Regions from separate parts of the Homo sapiens genome. Here region 1 is linked to region 2. A link is a contact called in ENCODE Hi-C or POLR2A ChIA-PET data. All regions are on one chromosome and are shown on one strand. Each heading gives the region's core, a stretch centred on a gene start or an enhancer-like site at or near the end of the contact. The rest is flanking DNA. Distances are from core to core; before and after follow the strand shown.

Region 1 (3,456 bases), core at 957-3,456, 170 kb after region 2:
CAGCTGCTCCTGGGGCTGGGCTCTTTCCTGGAGGACGCACGTGCCTACATGAAGGGGCAGCTGGCCTGCGGCTCCGTCAGGGAAGCGATGCTGTGGGAGAGGTAAGAGGCCCGCCTAGCACCCGGCGTGGCACCCCTCCTGTGGCCTGCTGGGTGCTGCTGGTGGGCTCTTGAAGGGGAAGAGGGGCCCCCAGGAGACAGGGCGCTGGACAGGAGGTTTGGGGTCAGGGACTGCCCAGAGAGGCCCCAGGAGACAGGGTGCTGGGCAGGAGGTGCAGGTGTGGGGTCAGGGGCTCCCCAGAGGCCACAGGGGACTGGGAGCTGGACAGGAGGTGTGGGGTCAGGGGCTCCCCAGAGGCCACAGGACACTGGGTGCTGGACAGGAGGTGTGGGGTCAGGGGCTCCCGAGACATCCCAGGGAGACGGCGCTGGCAGGAAGTGTGCCTGGGGCCCTCGGGCTCTGAGCCCCCTGCTCAGAGTGGCTTTGGGCTCGGGTTCCCTGTGCGAGGAGCGGAGCTGCTCATCCCTCCCAGTCCTGACTGTGAGGAGCCAAAATCTATAAAACACACAGGCCTGGGCCCACAGCATCGCCTCCACTCCCCACCCACGGGTGTCCTGGGCAGCGCTGCACATTCATCCCGGCATGCAGAGTCTTCCGGATGGTCTTGGTGATAACCCACCCCTGCCACTTCAGCAGGGTAGGCAGCCAGTGGCCACGGGAGGCTGAGATCCGGGAGCCCCGGGCTGGGCCTCCCCAGCCTCTCTTTGTGAGTGGTCAGCCGTGCCGTCTCTCCCCCACCGAGTCTTCCTTGCCACTCCCCTCAATATCTATTGATTTTTAAAACCATCATGAAAATGCCCACGTGTGTCTTGTATTTTAAGTGTCACAGGTGACCTCTGCTCTGGGACTTTTTCTTGGGGTAACATGACAGTTTGCAGTTGATGTTACATAATTTTCTGCTACTCAGGAACTCAAGTCTTTGGGAATATGACCTAGAGAAAGTCCCCAGATTAGAGCCCCCAGCGTCTCTCCCTGGGGAAGGACTGGTGTGGGGGCCGCCTGGGGAGAGTGGAGCTCCCTCTGCTGTGACTGTTCTCTCCTCTTCCCTCAGGCTCTCCAGCACCAAGAGGGCCGTGAAGGCGGCCTTGGCAGATGATTTTGACACACCCAGGGTGGTTGATGCCATCCTGGGCCTTGCACACCACGGGAATGGACAGCTCAGGGCGTCCCTGAAGGTAGCTCAACGAACAGGTGGCCTTGCGGTCCTGCTGCCAGGGGCATGGGTCGGGTCCTCTGGTGGGTTTTTCTCATGTCGGCTGGGTGGCATCTCTGCTGATTTCGCCTCCCGCAGCTTCTGTGGAGGAACTCATGGAGCCCGAGTCTGCCGCTGACACACGGGATGGCACCCAGCCTGGGGCTTGACCCTCCCGGGCCTCAGGGCCACCTGGGGAACAAGCTCTCAGGAGCCCCTGAGGCTGAGAAATTCTGTGTGCTTGATCCTCAGGGGACACATCTCATGTCCCCACTGCATTCATGGCCCTTTCACAGAGAGAGCTTTTGTGGGGAACTTTTTAAGGAAAGACCCATTTACCCCAAGGCACTGTTATGCAATCTGCACCCCAGTGTGATGACCACACCAAGCACCCAGGGGTCTGAGCCTGGACTCGTGGGTCACTGCAAGTGTTTGGCAGGTGGGACAAAGACCGTGAAGGCGGCGGCAGGCTTTGGTTCCTGCACGTCTGAGGGTCCCCTGCCAGGCCCTGGGAGGCGCTGCGTCAGGAGCCCCGTGACCTTTGATGACCCGGGAAGCCGAGGCTGTTTGTGCCTCTCCCACCTCTGGAAACACCTGGGGGTTCTGGCCACATGCTCTGTTAGTTGAGCATCTCTGTGGAGGTCTCCATCCCTGGCTGCGTGCAGTGTTGGGTTTCAGAGCACCAGCAGGTGGGGCAGGGTGCCATGTGCCCTTGCCGGGTGCCTTCGGTCCAAATACTGCAGACGCGCAGGGCTCGCCTCTGAGGGGGGCGGGCATTTGAGTCACAGCCGGCTGCAGGAACAGGCTGCCCCGCACTGAAGGCAGCCAGGCCGGGCTGGGGCAGGTCCCGCAGCCAGGCTGCTCCTGCACGGGAGCTCCTCCTCCTCAGCCCGTCCGCGGCCTCCTGCCTTCACCGCAGCTGCTGCCGGCACTACCAGGCTGGCCCAGCTCTAGGGCAACAGGGGCCTCTTGTGGCAAGGGGCGGGACAAGTAAAGAGGCTGGCTTTTGTCCTGCGCTTTTCCTTCCCAAGCTTTGCAATTCTGGGGCACCTGCAAACTAAGGCTAGTGTCACCCAAGGGTCTCTGTGCTTGGTAACTGATGTGAGCCACGTACCAGGATTTCCCCGTTTTCTGAGAAACCCAGCCCAGTGCCCACTCAGCCTCCACCTACCATGCGCCACCTGCCATACTCCACGGTCATGCTTCACCCGCGAAGCCTGATGAGCTAGTCACCACCCACATGACTGATGGGTAAACTGAGGCACAAGAGATTCCTCATGCACCTATAGTTGTATGGTCTGCAGTGAGGTAGCCGATGCCAGAGCTGTGTCCTCCCTCCATAGAAGCCAGGAGAAAGGCCAGACTGAAGTGACCTGCTGAAGCCTTTGTCTTTTGACATTGAATTCCGTTTGCCCACTGCCATCAAGACTGCTTTTAAGGAGCTTCTGCGACATGATCTCTTACAGGAACCTGAAGGGCCGAGAAGTCCTGCTGTGTTTGGTGCCATCATCTCTTACTTTGAACAGTTTTTTGAAACTGTTGGAATTTCTCTGGCAAATCAACAGGTAGGTCCTATTATTTTAAATGCTTAATTCTGGAATTTTCTCCATGTTGGGACAATAACCTTTACCCTTTTAACTTGGAATAGAGCATTATGATGCCACACTAATGTATTTACCTGTTTAAAAACATGTTACTTTCCTGGAAAAATAAACACACTCAGAGCCAATACTTATTAATTGGAATTGCACAATTCTACTTCTGCAGTTGGCAAACTCTCGTGCGCAGAACCAGAGATGAGTCCATCTCAGCAACAGAATGTCGCCAGCTCTGCACACACGTTTATGTTCAAAGACTCTCAGAATGTGCAGAAGTCACAGGCACAGTAAGAGAACATTTTTTCCTGACCCATTTGAGGGCAAGTTGGCGACCTGAGCCCCCTTGCCTGGCACATGTTTTGTACGGACAGGACGGGCTCCCCGACAGGCACGAGTCACCTGCACCTTCCCAGCGAGGCTCACCCTGGCTGTGCAGTGAAGGTGGACGCTGCCAGGCTTCTCCACATTCCTTCTCTTCCGTTGTAACTCAAGAGCATTTTTGCAAAGAGACTTGGATCCTATGAAAATGTCCTCTTCCTTATCAGGCTCACCTGAAACTCGTTTATTCTATCAATACAGATTTGAGGTTTCCTGCCTTATTCTTAA
Region 2 (3,520 bases), core at 819-3,318:
TTTGGAAGGAAAACTAATAAAAGCTGTCTCTTACTATATTACCCATCATGGAATGGAATGCATATACACCACTGTAATAGCAGGTTCTCTAGAAGGAAACACAAACAAAAAACCAGAACCAACAGGATATGTGTATATGTATATATAGAGAGATTACTTTTAAGGAATTGGCTCAGGTGACTATGGAGGCTGGTAAATTTGAAATCTGCAGGGTGGGCCAGCAGGCTGGAGACCCCAGGAAGACCGTGTCTGCAGCCCCTGCTTGCTCAGGGAGGTCAGTCTCTGTTCCATTCAGGTCTTCAGCTGACCCGGGGAGGCCCACCTACTAGCAAGGGCCATCTGCTTTACTCAAAGTGCACGGGTTTAAATGTTCATCTCATCCAAAAACATCCTCACAGGGACATCCAGAATGAGGTTTGACTTCACGTCTGGGCCCAGCCACATGGACACATAAAATTAAGCATCGCAACCATGTAGACGCTACAGCTGTGACCGCTGTTGGTGGATTTAGTGTGCGCCAGCGTCATCTAAGCTTCATGAGGACGGGGATTTTTCTTTTTCTTCACTGCTATGTTTCCAGTGCCTAGCACTTAATAAATAAAATAAAATAAAATAATAAAATAAAAACACTGTTGACCACATGACTGTGTTGCTGTTGTTTGGGATTAGTGTGTGCGGCTGTGCATGCATTCATTTGGGAATTGGTCCCTCTGCTGGACAGACACTAAGGTGGCACCAGGGTCCCCACCTCCTAGTGTGTTCATATCTTGCTGAAATCCTCTCTCCTTGATGTGGGGGGATCTGTGACTTGCTTCTGATCCACAGAATATGGTAGAGGGATAGCACGTCTCTCCCATGATCCAGGTACATTCCCTGGCCTCCACCCACAGCTCACTTGCTCTAGAGCCTCCCTGCTGGCTGATGACGTAAGTGGCCGCACTGGAAACTTCCGCGTGGAGAGAAACTGAGGGCAGCCACGGACCTGGACCTGGGGCCCTCAGAGAGAAAGTGAACTCGGCCAACAGCCTGTGGGAACTTCCGAAGAGGTGGATTCTTTTCCAGGCCGTCCTCGGATCCTCCGCGTAAGAATACAGCGCGGCCAACACTTGATCCCGCCTAGTGAGGGCCCGGGCAGCGCCCCCAGCACGCGTGTCCCGGAACCCTGAGATAACGCACGTGTGTGGCTCCAAGCTGCTCAGCTCCGAACACAGCTGCTGAAAAGGGACGCAGCCCCCATGCAGCCGTGCGTGTCGGAGTGGGAAGACGGCCGGCTGGGGGAAGAGCCTGAGGAAGAAGATCCGTGTCTGAGGCCTGGGTCTGCCAGTCCGCGTCGCCTTGGGCAGTTCCCCGGCGGATTTCTCTGAGCCTGTTTCCTCACCTGCAAAACAGCCCATCCCTGAAGCCTTTCTCTGTTCTGCGACTCTTTTATTCCAGAGGCGGGAAAGTTTGGAAGGAAAGCAAAGGTCAAAAAGAAACCCTGGAGGGTTGAAGGTCAAGCTGCCAAGAGGGGCGGTAGTGTGAGGGGGACGTCGTGAGGGGGACGTCGTGAGAGGGGTGTCCTGAGGGGGACGTCGTGAGGGGGGAGCGTGGTGACGGGGACGTCGTGAGGGGGGCGTCGTGAGAAGGACGTTGTCAGTGGAGGCGTGGTGAGGGGGGGTCAGGAGAGGGACGTCGTGAGGGGGGCGCATTGTGAGGGGGCCGCGTCATGAGGGGGATGTGTCGTGAGGGAGGCGCGACGTGAGGAGGGCACGTAGTGAGGAAGGCGTCGTGAGGGGGACTTTGTGAGGGGGAGCATCGTGAGGGGGACTTCCTGAAGGAGGTGCATCGTGACGGGGGCGTCGTGACGGGGATGTCGTGAGGAGGGCGCGTGGTAACGGGGGCATCGTGAGGGGAGCGCGTCGTGTGGAGGGCGTCGTGACGGGGACGTCGTGAGGAGGGCACGTCGTGAGGAAGGCGTCGTGAGGGGGAGGTCGTGAGGGGGACGTGACGAAGGGGGCGCGTCGTGACGGGGGCGTCGTGAGGGGGATGTCGTGAGGAGGGCGCGTGGTAACGGGGGCATCGTGAGGGGAGCGCGTCGTGTGGAGGGCGTCGTGACGGGGACGTCGTGAGGGGCGCGCTGTGAGGCGAGTCTCTGCCCCCTCCCCCTGGAGCTCCCGCTCCTCAGCTGCCCCCCGCCGTCAGGGGCTCTTCCTGTCAGTGCCTCATGGGCCCTGCATTCGCCTCCCCCAGGCAGCGCGGTCCTCCTGGGGGAGTCAGCCTGTCTCGCCTGAGCCCGAAGGCCGCCTCCCCTTCTGCCACAGCCCCCTTTGGCTCCCGGCTCTGGAGATCTGCCCTCCAGTGGATCTGTCTGAAACCGCCCTCCCTTAGCCGGGCGGGAGGCAGCAAGCGCGCGCGCTGCGGGCAGGAGCGGTTTCTGCAGGAGGGACCCTGCCCGAGCTAAACACCGAGAAGACGGCAGGAGGCAGAAGGCGAGATGGGGGAAAGGAAGATAATCTGGAAAGTTCCACTGCAGGAAAGACAGTCCCGGTGGCCAGCTGGCCTCTCAGAGGCCCCTTAGTAAGCCGAGGACCCGAACCCTTACGGAAATGTAATTGAGACAAGCCCGAAGCAGAGCGGAACGAAACAGAACAGAGGAGACGCGGGCACAGGAGAGCGCAGAGGGAGCTCTGGGCGCTTAAGGAATGGAGACTGCAGCGGGCCAGCGGGGGCTAAGTCCCGGGGTCGCAGATGCCTGTGTGCGGGGGCAGGTGCTTGCGTGCGGGGCCTGCCCCAGCCCCTGCCTGGCAGAAAGCCCCAGAATCCAGGGGCCTCTGCCCAGAGGAGGTCTCGTCATGTGTCAAAGGACCAGGGCGAGGGCGCTGGGCTTCCCTGGGCTTCGCCGAAGGCCCTGGCACTCACACTGCGGGCCTGGCCGTGGAGGGAAGGGCTCGGGGAGTAAGTGCACGCTCCTGGCACTGTCATGCGTGCAGTGGCCCCGGCACCCGTGAGTGTGTCGGCCAGGCAGTGGGGCGGCAGGGAGCACGTTTGCGGCCCTGGCTTCAACCGACCTGGGCTTCAATTCCGAGTTCCACCGCTTTGGAGCTCTGTGGCCATGGATAATGGCTCAACCTTCCCGAATGATTTTTTTTTTCATCTGCAACCATGGAGAAAATTATAACAGCCACATGAAAGGATTGTTGAGGGGATGCAGTGAGTTCTTTCAAAGCACTAAGTAAACATCCTACACAGTTCTCAGGCCCCGGCTAAATGGGGAAAGCCCCTTGAGGATGGGGCCGTGTTAGCAGGTTACTCTCAGTCCTCAGCACTTCCGCATCCATTATTTCTCTTAATGAATTAATATCTGTGAGGCGTGTGTTATAAATAATATTCCCTAACTGGATTTAAAAGGGGAGCTTCCTGGGAATTTCAGGCTCTTTAAGGAGTGTGGCCCTTGTCACCCTGGGGACCAGGGCCACTGCGGCCAGAGGTGTCAGCCAGGGTGAGGACCTCTTCCTTTTCTTTGAGAGCAGGACTAAATTAA

Evidence for each region. A loop is a pair of places that touch in the nucleus more often than their neighbours do. ChIA-PET counts read pairs that join two places held with the same protein, here RNA polymerase II (POLR2A). Pooled maps may share reads with other maps.
Region 1: a loop to region 2 is called in a map of dorsolateral prefrontal cortex, with 4 times the contacts of the local background. The contact joins the enhancer-like site here to the promoter of LINC00567 in region 2. A Hi-C loop is called at or near these places in 16 of 168 maps with a recorded cell type or tissue (B cell, CD14-positive monocyte, CD4-positive, alpha-beta memory T cell and 8 more), 35 of 37 single-sample maps with no recorded cell type and 24 of 50 pooled maps. POLR2A ChIA-PET finds 5 or more read pairs at or near these places in 4 of 52 experiments (HEK293T, activated B cell and activated T-cell).

What each region holds. Positions count from the first base shown.
Region 1 is chr13:110,643,746-110,647,201 of GRCh38, reverse strand. It overlaps CARS2 (cysteinyl-tRNA synthetase 2, mitochondrial), which reads left to right. Exons shown (of 15, transcript NM_024537.4): 11 at 1-101; 12 at 1,112-1,235; 13 at 2,719-2,817. Among named protein-coding and RNA genes, the nearest start is that of NAXD-AS1, 29 kb to the right of the region's middle. Within about 2 kb of position 2,206, at least 5 of the 41 ENCODE cell types and tissues checked have a DNase peak (open chromatin) inside an H3K27ac peak, as active enhancers do; they include dorsolateral prefrontal cortex, where a contact is called at or near this core.
Region 2 is chr13:110,811,632-110,815,151 of GRCh38, reverse strand. It overlaps LINC00567 (long intergenic non-protein coding RNA 567), which reads left to right and starts at 2,068. Exons shown (of 1, transcript NR_135280.1): 1 at 2,068-3,520. LOC105370362 (a long non-coding RNA gene) reads right to left here and starts at 1,447. Exons shown (of 2, transcript NR_158538.1): 1 at 1,379-1,447. RefSeq lists enhancers at 2,383-2,924, 2,925-3,466.